Regions from separate parts of the Homo sapiens genome. Here region 1 is linked to region 2. Evidence: chromatin contacts called from ENCODE Hi-C or POLR2A ChIA-PET data. All regions are on one chromosome and are shown on one strand. Each heading gives the region's core, a stretch centred on a gene start or an enhancer-like site at or near the end of the contact. The rest is flanking DNA. Distances are from core to core; before and after follow the strand shown. Region 1 overlaps UTRN (utrophin). Region 2 has its middle 640 kb from the start of GJE1.

Region 1 (4,169 bases), core at 846-3,345, 2.9 Mb before region 2:
ACACCAGAAAGAGAGTAATGGCCAATGAGTCCAAGGAGAAGCTAAAGGCACAGAATCCAGAAGTCAACAAGAAAATAGGCCAGGGCAGAAGCCAAGTGACTAACTCTGGCAGCAGGTTCCCAGCAAGAGACTGGCTGAGCCAGGAGAAAAGTAGCAGTGTCGGTGTGATAGGAGTTGCTTCTCAGAGTGCCAAGTGGATCGCTATCTGATGAGGTATTTCTACTGGCGATATGTGCAAGTGACCTGGAAGAATCTGTGCAAGGTGCCTATCTTACAAGTGCCACACAGCCCAGCCTTTCAGAGTATTTGGATCAGCGGCATTCAACTGAAATCTATCACGTTTCCAGACTACTATGACAGTTCACCTCTATTTGGAGAAATAACCTCTCTGCAGACTAAATAAAGCTTTTTATATAAGGCATCAAAGGCAAAGAGCACAGAATCATAGGGGAGGCGGCTGCGTGCCCTTTTCCTTTGCTTGCCTGCTTGCTTGCAAGCAATGAAAACCTTTCTGAACAAATGATAGCAAACTTTGAAAACAGCAAAACATCTGGGGCATCTTGCCACAAAGATATCCTCCACACAACTGCAGGCCATTTGCTGTCCTGTATAGCTCTCTATTTCCTGCCATTTACTGGATCTGTGGTTAAATGAACCCAACATAGAATTACAGCTTCAATGCTTTGATGTGAAAAATCACTAACGAATCTAAATTGAAGGACGAGGACACACTGGTAAATTTTCAATATGATGGTGCATACGGGGCCTCATTTAAACTAATGTCTTATCTTCACTTAGCATCTAAATGTATTTTTTCCTGTACTGACTTGAAATACTCTAACACAAACAGACACCATTTATTATAATCCTTCTTGCAATCTGTCAAGTTATGTTCAAAAAATTTTACAAAGATGTACCTTTAAAGACTGACAACAGCCCCAAAACAGGAGGCAGAATAGTTAGGGCTTAATTTTAAGCCTAACTCCACAGCATCTTTCTGCTAACTCCATGTTCCATAAAATATATAAAAAATGGTTTTTTTCATAAATAAATCTGGGACTTACCATCCATATGGAAATAATTTATCAGTATACGAAAATGTAATAAAATAGTGTATCTAAATAACTACTAGTCTCAGCACAGTTTGGGATGATGACGTCTTCCATATCAGCCAAAAAAAGAAAGAAAATACTATAGAATCTAAGTCCAAAGACTCAAACCTCTGTCCTAGATATCTGAAAATAATATCTATCTTTTAAGGTAGCAGTTAACCATTTTAGAACTCAAAAGAAATTCAAATAAGTCCTCCCAAATCTGCCATTTTGTAGGAATTTCCCTTGGAATCATTAAGAGTATAAAAGTCAGGGATCCAAGCAACAAAAGAAAATGAGCAATGCATGAAAAGCCAAATCACTGACGAATTTGTCCAAAGAGCCAATAAACATATGCAGAGAAGTTCAGTTCCACAAAAAAAGAAATGCAAGTTCAAACAACTATAGACTACATTTCATCTCTCTACATGTCATCTGTTGTAGATGACGATTTAACAGTAAAAGCATATTTGCCCCAGCAATTGCCCAAGTAAGCGAAGATACATGTACACAGGTAGTTTTTAATAATGTTTTAAGTGGGATGCCACTAAATCAGGATGGTTTCAATTTTGGTTCAAAAAAGAAAAGCCATGCTCACCCATAGAGGCATACATTTTTACATTCATAGAAAACAAGGGTAGCAGAAGAAACGAAACTATTAACAATGGTTTTGGAGAGAGGAAGGAAATGACAGTTTTCTACTTTGTAGAATTTTCATTTTGCATTACATTTTTTTTTTTTTTAGAAAACAGTCTGATTACTTAAGATATTTTAAAGGACATTTGAACTATATTACTAAAAATTAAATTTGGAGTCAAAAACGTATTTAAATGCTCCTTTTCCTTGAGAGCAACTCCACACAGAGGGCCACAGGAATTCCTGCCCAGCTCACAATCTAAGTTTCAATACTCTGCAGCTCAGACAGAAAGTTTGGCCTGTGTTCCTTTAGTCCTAGACTAAAATTTCACTTTAGCACAATGGTAGAACCTGGCTATGAGTCATCTTCCTCTGCAAAACAATGAAAGGTCTAGTTCAGTGGGAAAAAACGACTTCAGTTGCCAGTTCATTGAACTGTTCAAATTAAGGTCAAAATACTGGAGCAGGAGCGAGGGAGTCGCTGTGTCCAGATCCTATCTAACCCCACACCAGTCCCCTGAATGGCCCTCCAACCAAGTCTTGAATTTGCAAACGGTTAGAATAGGAAGCACCTGGTGCCCTCTAAGTAGGGGTCAGAGAACGCAAGTGAAAACATGAAACAGATCCAAATCCAGTTTCATGAGCATGCCTTTCAAGTAATGCCAAGGAAAAATATATCAAAAACATGATGGAGTGCACAGCTTCAGCTTAAATATATTTCAAGTACCATGATGAATATAATGTTTGATTTCCTACCCTAGACTCTACCTAAAAGAGCCCATTATCAACAGACTAGGTTTTTATAATTTTTACAGAATTTATTATTCCATTTATTTACCTGGAACTATTACTATAGCTTGCAAAGAACTTTAAAATGTGTAACATCATGAATCCTGACCACACTCTCCCGGGGCATCCTCCCTGGTTGGGAGATCCTGTGATCCTCCTGGTTGGGAGTCCCCTTCTCAGAGGTTCAGTGACTTACCCTGACGATGGCAGGGGTAATGGAAACCCAGATCTTGAGGGCCAAGTCTCATCCCTTAAAGAACTGCTCAGGGCCAGGCGCCGTGGCTCATGCCTGTAATCCCAGCACTTTGGGAGGCTGAGGCGGGCGGATCACGAGGTCAGGAGATCCAGACCATCCTGGCTAACACGGGGAAACCCCGTCTCTACTAAAAATACAAAAAATTAGCCGGGCGTGATGGCGGGCGCCTGTAGTCCCAGCTACTCGGAAGGCTGAGGCAGGAGAATGGCGTGAACCCGGGAGGAGGAGCTTGCAGTGAGCCGAGATCCCATCACGCGCTCCAGCCTGGGCGACAGAGCGAGACTCCGTCTCAAAACAAAAAAAAAAGAACTGCTCAGTACCATGTTAATCCCATTTCTCATTTTCTCCACCCAAGATTCTTTTCTTTTGTTTTTGTTTTTTTTTGAGATGGAGTTTCGCTCTTGTTGCCCAGGCTAGAGTGCAATGGCGCAACCTCTGCTCACCACAACCTCTGCCTCCTAGGTTCAAGCAATTCTCCTGCCTCAGCCTCCCTAGTAGCTGGGTTTACAGGCATGCGCCACTAGGCCCGGCTCATTTTGTATTTTTAATAGAGACAGGGTTTCTCCATGTTGGTCAGGCTGGTCTTGAACTCCCGACTTCAGGTGATCTGCCCGCCTCGGCCTCCCAAAGTGCTGGGATTACAGGCATGAGCCACCGCACCGGCCGATTCTTTTCTTTCACATGTCGCTCTTTCTACTCTTTTTCTCCCAACTTAACAATTCTCATTCTCTCACCTCTGTAAGTTATAGTTACCTGGTCTTCCTAACCACCTACTCATTTTCTCTATAATTATTAAGATCTGCAAAAAATTCACGAGTCCTAAGATATCTTCCCAGACAAATCTCACTGCCCTGTGATCACTCCAAATTCTGTGTTCCTTTATTTGGATATAGTCAACTGGTGGGTCTGGCAATCCCTAACATATGACAAAGATGACAACGTTCCTTCCTTTCAGCCACCAGCAAACCTAGCATTCACTTCACACACCATCCTTTCCAGGTCCTAACCTCCACGGGGGAAGAATCAAATCACCTTCATTTTTATATCCCCATACCTCCCCAGAGCTGGGCGTGTGCTAGGTACCTAGCAAATGCTGACTGAATAGATGAGTGTGGTCGTCAACCTCCTGGAGTTCCAACACAAAAGACTTGAGCTCCTTTAAGAGTGAGTCACGGCTGGGCATGGTGGCTCAGGCCTGTAATCCCAGCATTTTGGGAGGCCAAGAGGGAGGATCACTCGAGCTCAGGAGTTCAAGACCAGCCTGGGCAACATAGTGAGATCCCATCTCTACAGAAAAACTATTAAAAATTAGCCAGGTATGGGAGCACATACCTATAGTCCCAGCTACTCAGGAGACTGAGGTGGGAGGATCACTTGAGCCTGGGAGGTCAAGGCTA
Region 2 (3,703 bases), core at 1,044-3,543:
TTCCTGGAGGGTAGCACACCCCACCTCCATGGGACAGAAGTTCCTGCAGTAGGGATACTTCTAGACCTTGCTCTATGTATCTTTTCATCTGATTTTTTTTCATCCTTTAAAACATGTTTTGTAACAAACTGGTAAATGTAAGAGAATGTTTCCTTGAGTTCTGTGAGTGCTCTAGTAAATTAACTGAACCCGAGTTGGGGGATATGGTAAACCTGATTTACAGTCAGTCAGAAGGAGAGGCAAAATAACCCAGGGCTTATGATTGCTGTCAGAAATTAGGGGCTGTCTTGTGGAACTGAGTCCTCAACCGATGGGATCTGGCACCACCTCCAGGTAGAGAGTGTGGGAATTGAGCTGGGTTGGAGGACACCCAGCGAGGGCCTGCTGTAGAATTGATTGCTTGCTTTGCCCTTTGCATATGGTGTCAGAAGCATGTTGTGAGAGTATAGTAAGAGAAACTGAGTTTGTTTTTTCTGCTCAGGTGTTCACATTATGGAAAGCTTTTAAGTTTACATTGGAATTCTTTGTTCTATTTTTCTGTAGATCTAAAACTGTTTAAAAATAAAGAGGCTAGGTCGGGCATGGTGGCTCATGCCTGTAATCCTAGCACTTTGCGAGGCCAAGGCGGGCAGATCACAAGGTCACGAGTTCGATATCAGTCTGGCCAACATAGTGAAACCTCATCTCTACTAAAAATACAAAAAATTAGCTAGGTATGGCGGTGTGTGCCTGTAATCCCAGCTATTTGGGAGGCTGAGGCAGGAGAACTGCATGAACCCAGGAGACGGAGGTTGCAGTGAGCCAAGATCATGCCATTGCACTCCAACCCAGGCAACAGTGCAAGACTCTGTCTCAAATAAATAAATAAATAAATAGGCTAAAAATTATCACGTTTAGGTGTATTATAGCATTTATCTTTTCTAGATTTCTGTAAGGCTATTTAAAAATGTAGAAATGAAGTGGTTTTGTCCAATGACTTTGTTACTTAAAATCCTAAGAACCCTGTATGGTTAGAGTTCTATAATGTACACTGTAAGTTAACACATATGTTACCTTGTGCTGTGGTTTTAGTACATCCCCCAAAGTTTGTGTGTTGAAAACTTAATCCTCAATGCAGCAACATTGAAAAGGTGGGAACTTTCAATAAGGTCATAAGGGCTCTTCCCTCATGAATAAATTAGGTCTGTATCATGAGAGTGGGTTAGTTATTTTGGCCCCTTCTCTGTCTTGTCTGCTTTCTTGCATTTCTGCCTATCTGCCATGGGATGATGCAGCAGGAGGGCCCTAGCCAGATGCCAGCACCATGCTCTTGCACTTTTCAGTCTCCAGAAACTTGAACAAAATAAACTTCTTTTCTTCATAAATATTACCCAGGTATGGTATTCTGTTATAGCACTAGAAAGCGGACCAAGTCACATTGGGTTAGCAAATAAAAAGTCAAAATATTTCAATGCACAGATTTATAATCATGACAGGCAAAATTACTTATCTAATTCTGAGGGATAAATTATCTAACTTTTACTTGGAGTTTTCTAAAAGACCTAAAATGTTTAACTGTGGGTCAACCTTTACCTGATATGCTTACTTATAAAAGTCTAAGAATACTGATTTTTTTCTCAATTTGCTTATGTGTTTAGAATTATTATTTTTAAAAACACCCAACTAGTCTTCCCCACATCTAATTAATCAATATGCACAGAAAACAAATAAATAAAAATATAGAAAAGACACTGAAAATTTAAAGTTTAAGAACTAATGGATTGATAAGAAAAACAGTGCCTCAAAAATGGTTTTTATATATATATAAATTATGTATATAATACATTATAATGTATGTTTATAATAATATATAATTTTACCATAATTTATAATTTATATCATAAATTGTATATACATATTTGATAAAAATATTATTTTAACCATATATATATACACACACAAACACACACACACATATATATATAACCATTATATATATACTGATAAAAATTTTACACCACTGGAACATTTCATTATTTTGGCAGGATTGTCTTTGGGCAGCACAACCTTGAGGAGCAATGTAGCAATATCTTATAAGGTTGAAGAAACAGCCATAGACAGCTCAGTAATGAAATCATTACTGAATGTGTACACTAGAGAAACTCTTACATATGTGCAAATTTAGTAAATGCTCCCTGTCCCTTTGGCCTGATGAGTTCACCTACTGCTCCTTTAAACAGCTACTGACCTGCTGCTAGACTGTAACTTCCTGTTTCTGCATCACCCTTCTCCACTTAAGCCGTTTCTCTGAAAACAAATGAGATAGAAATGCTGGACACAGGAACACTCAGTATGTGCCTGTGTTAACACTACTTAAGGGAAATCCTCAACAATTGGGGCTAAAAGGCAATGGCTAAATCCTGTAGCTTCCTTGTACTGGGGTAGAACTAACCCAAGGTATGTTCCTTACAATCCCCAGTGGGATTGTGACTCAGTTGTTAACTGTGGTACTCAAGCTTGTTAAGACGTAACTTTATTGCCCCTTTTCTCTTACCTATTTCCCTTTCTTTCTTTTCTCATTTTTGGTGCCTGGGATCAACTTCAAAATAAAGTGTCTGTGTCCAAATCCTTGACTCCATTGGATTTGGTGGGGGAAGGATTAAGACTAAACAGAATATGAGAATGTCCATTCCAGCATGATTTGTAATAGTAAACAATCAGCAAAATTGAGGCTTTTAAATTTTATTGTGTTTTATAGTAGCTTAGCAAAATAAATCAATAATTTATTTTTATATCTAGAACAACCGAGAATTTACATTCAGAGATATTAAATTTATAATATCTTCATAAATTGGAATTGGAATTAATTTATAATATTTTCTTATGTGAAGTCAATACTACTGACTATCAAGACTTCTTATATGAAGTCAATACTATTATCACTTTTTGGTGTAAGTGTGGAACATACATTCAAATGACTACCAAGTAATGGGATTATATGCATGCTTAGAAATAAATACAGATATCAAGTTCTGAATAAGTGGTCATGGTAATATTTATTCCCAGATAATTGCAACAAACCATGTAGAAATTATATATTTCTTAGATGAATCAACAATTCAATTGTATTATACTGTGTATTAGTCTGTTCAGGCTGTCAGAACAAAATACAATAGACTTGATGGCCTAAACACAGAAATGTATTTTCTCATAATTCTGAAACTGGAAGTCCAAAAGCAAGGAGCCAGCAGGGTTGGTGTGTGGCGAGGGTTTGCCCCTTGGGTTGCAGATGATTGGATGCCTCCTTGCTACATTTGCTACATGCTGTCTTGATCTTTTCTTTGTGTCCTCCTGGAGAGACAGCTAGAGAGAGAGAGAAAGAGAGAGAGTGAGAGAGAGGAGAAAGTTATTTTTCTCTCTGGTGTTTCTTCTTATAAAGACATTATTTCTATTGGATTAGTGTCCCAATTTAATGATCTTATTTAACCTTAATTATATCTGTAGAGGCTTCTTCCCCAAATACACAAATACAGTCATATTGGCAGTTAGGCCTTCAATATATGAATCTGGGGGAAGGAATATAAATATTTAGTCTATAATATACTCACATTCTGTACTCAAGACTTTTTATTAAAATAAGTTACAAGGAACTTATCATCCACTGATTACTAAGAGGCGTTGGGAACCATATGCAAATAATTTTTAATCTTGATCCTTCTAACAC

What was found. Hi-C counts contacts between places; a loop is a spot of excess contacts on that map. ChIA-PET counts read pairs that join two places held with the same protein, here RNA polymerase II (POLR2A). Pooled maps may share reads with other maps.
Region 1: a loop to region 2 is called in a pooled map, with 6 times the contacts of the local background. The contact joins two enhancer-like sites. A Hi-C loop is called at or near these places in 2 of 37 single-sample maps with no recorded cell type and 8 of 50 pooled maps. POLR2A ChIA-PET finds 5 or more read pairs at or near these places in 1 of 52 experiments (activated CD4-positive, alpha-beta T cell).

The regions. Positions count from the first base shown.
Region 1 is chr6:144,347,922-144,352,090 of GRCh38, reverse strand. The region is part of intron 2 of UTRN (utrophin); the gene reads right to left. Among named protein-coding and RNA genes, the nearest start is that of SNORA98, 56 kb to the left of the region's middle. RefSeq lists an enhancer at 2,803-2,912. Within about 2 kb of position 2,095, at least 16 of the 41 ENCODE cell types and tissues checked have a DNase peak (open chromatin) inside an H3K27ac peak, as active enhancers do.
Region 2 is chr6:141,487,246-141,490,948 of GRCh38, reverse strand. No RefSeq gene overlaps it. Among named protein-coding and RNA genes, the nearest start is that of GJE1, 640 kb to the left of the region's middle. RefSeq lists a silencer at 2,150-2,350. Within about 2 kb of position 2,293, at least 2 of the 41 ENCODE cell types and tissues checked have a DNase peak (open chromatin) inside an H3K27ac peak, as active enhancers do.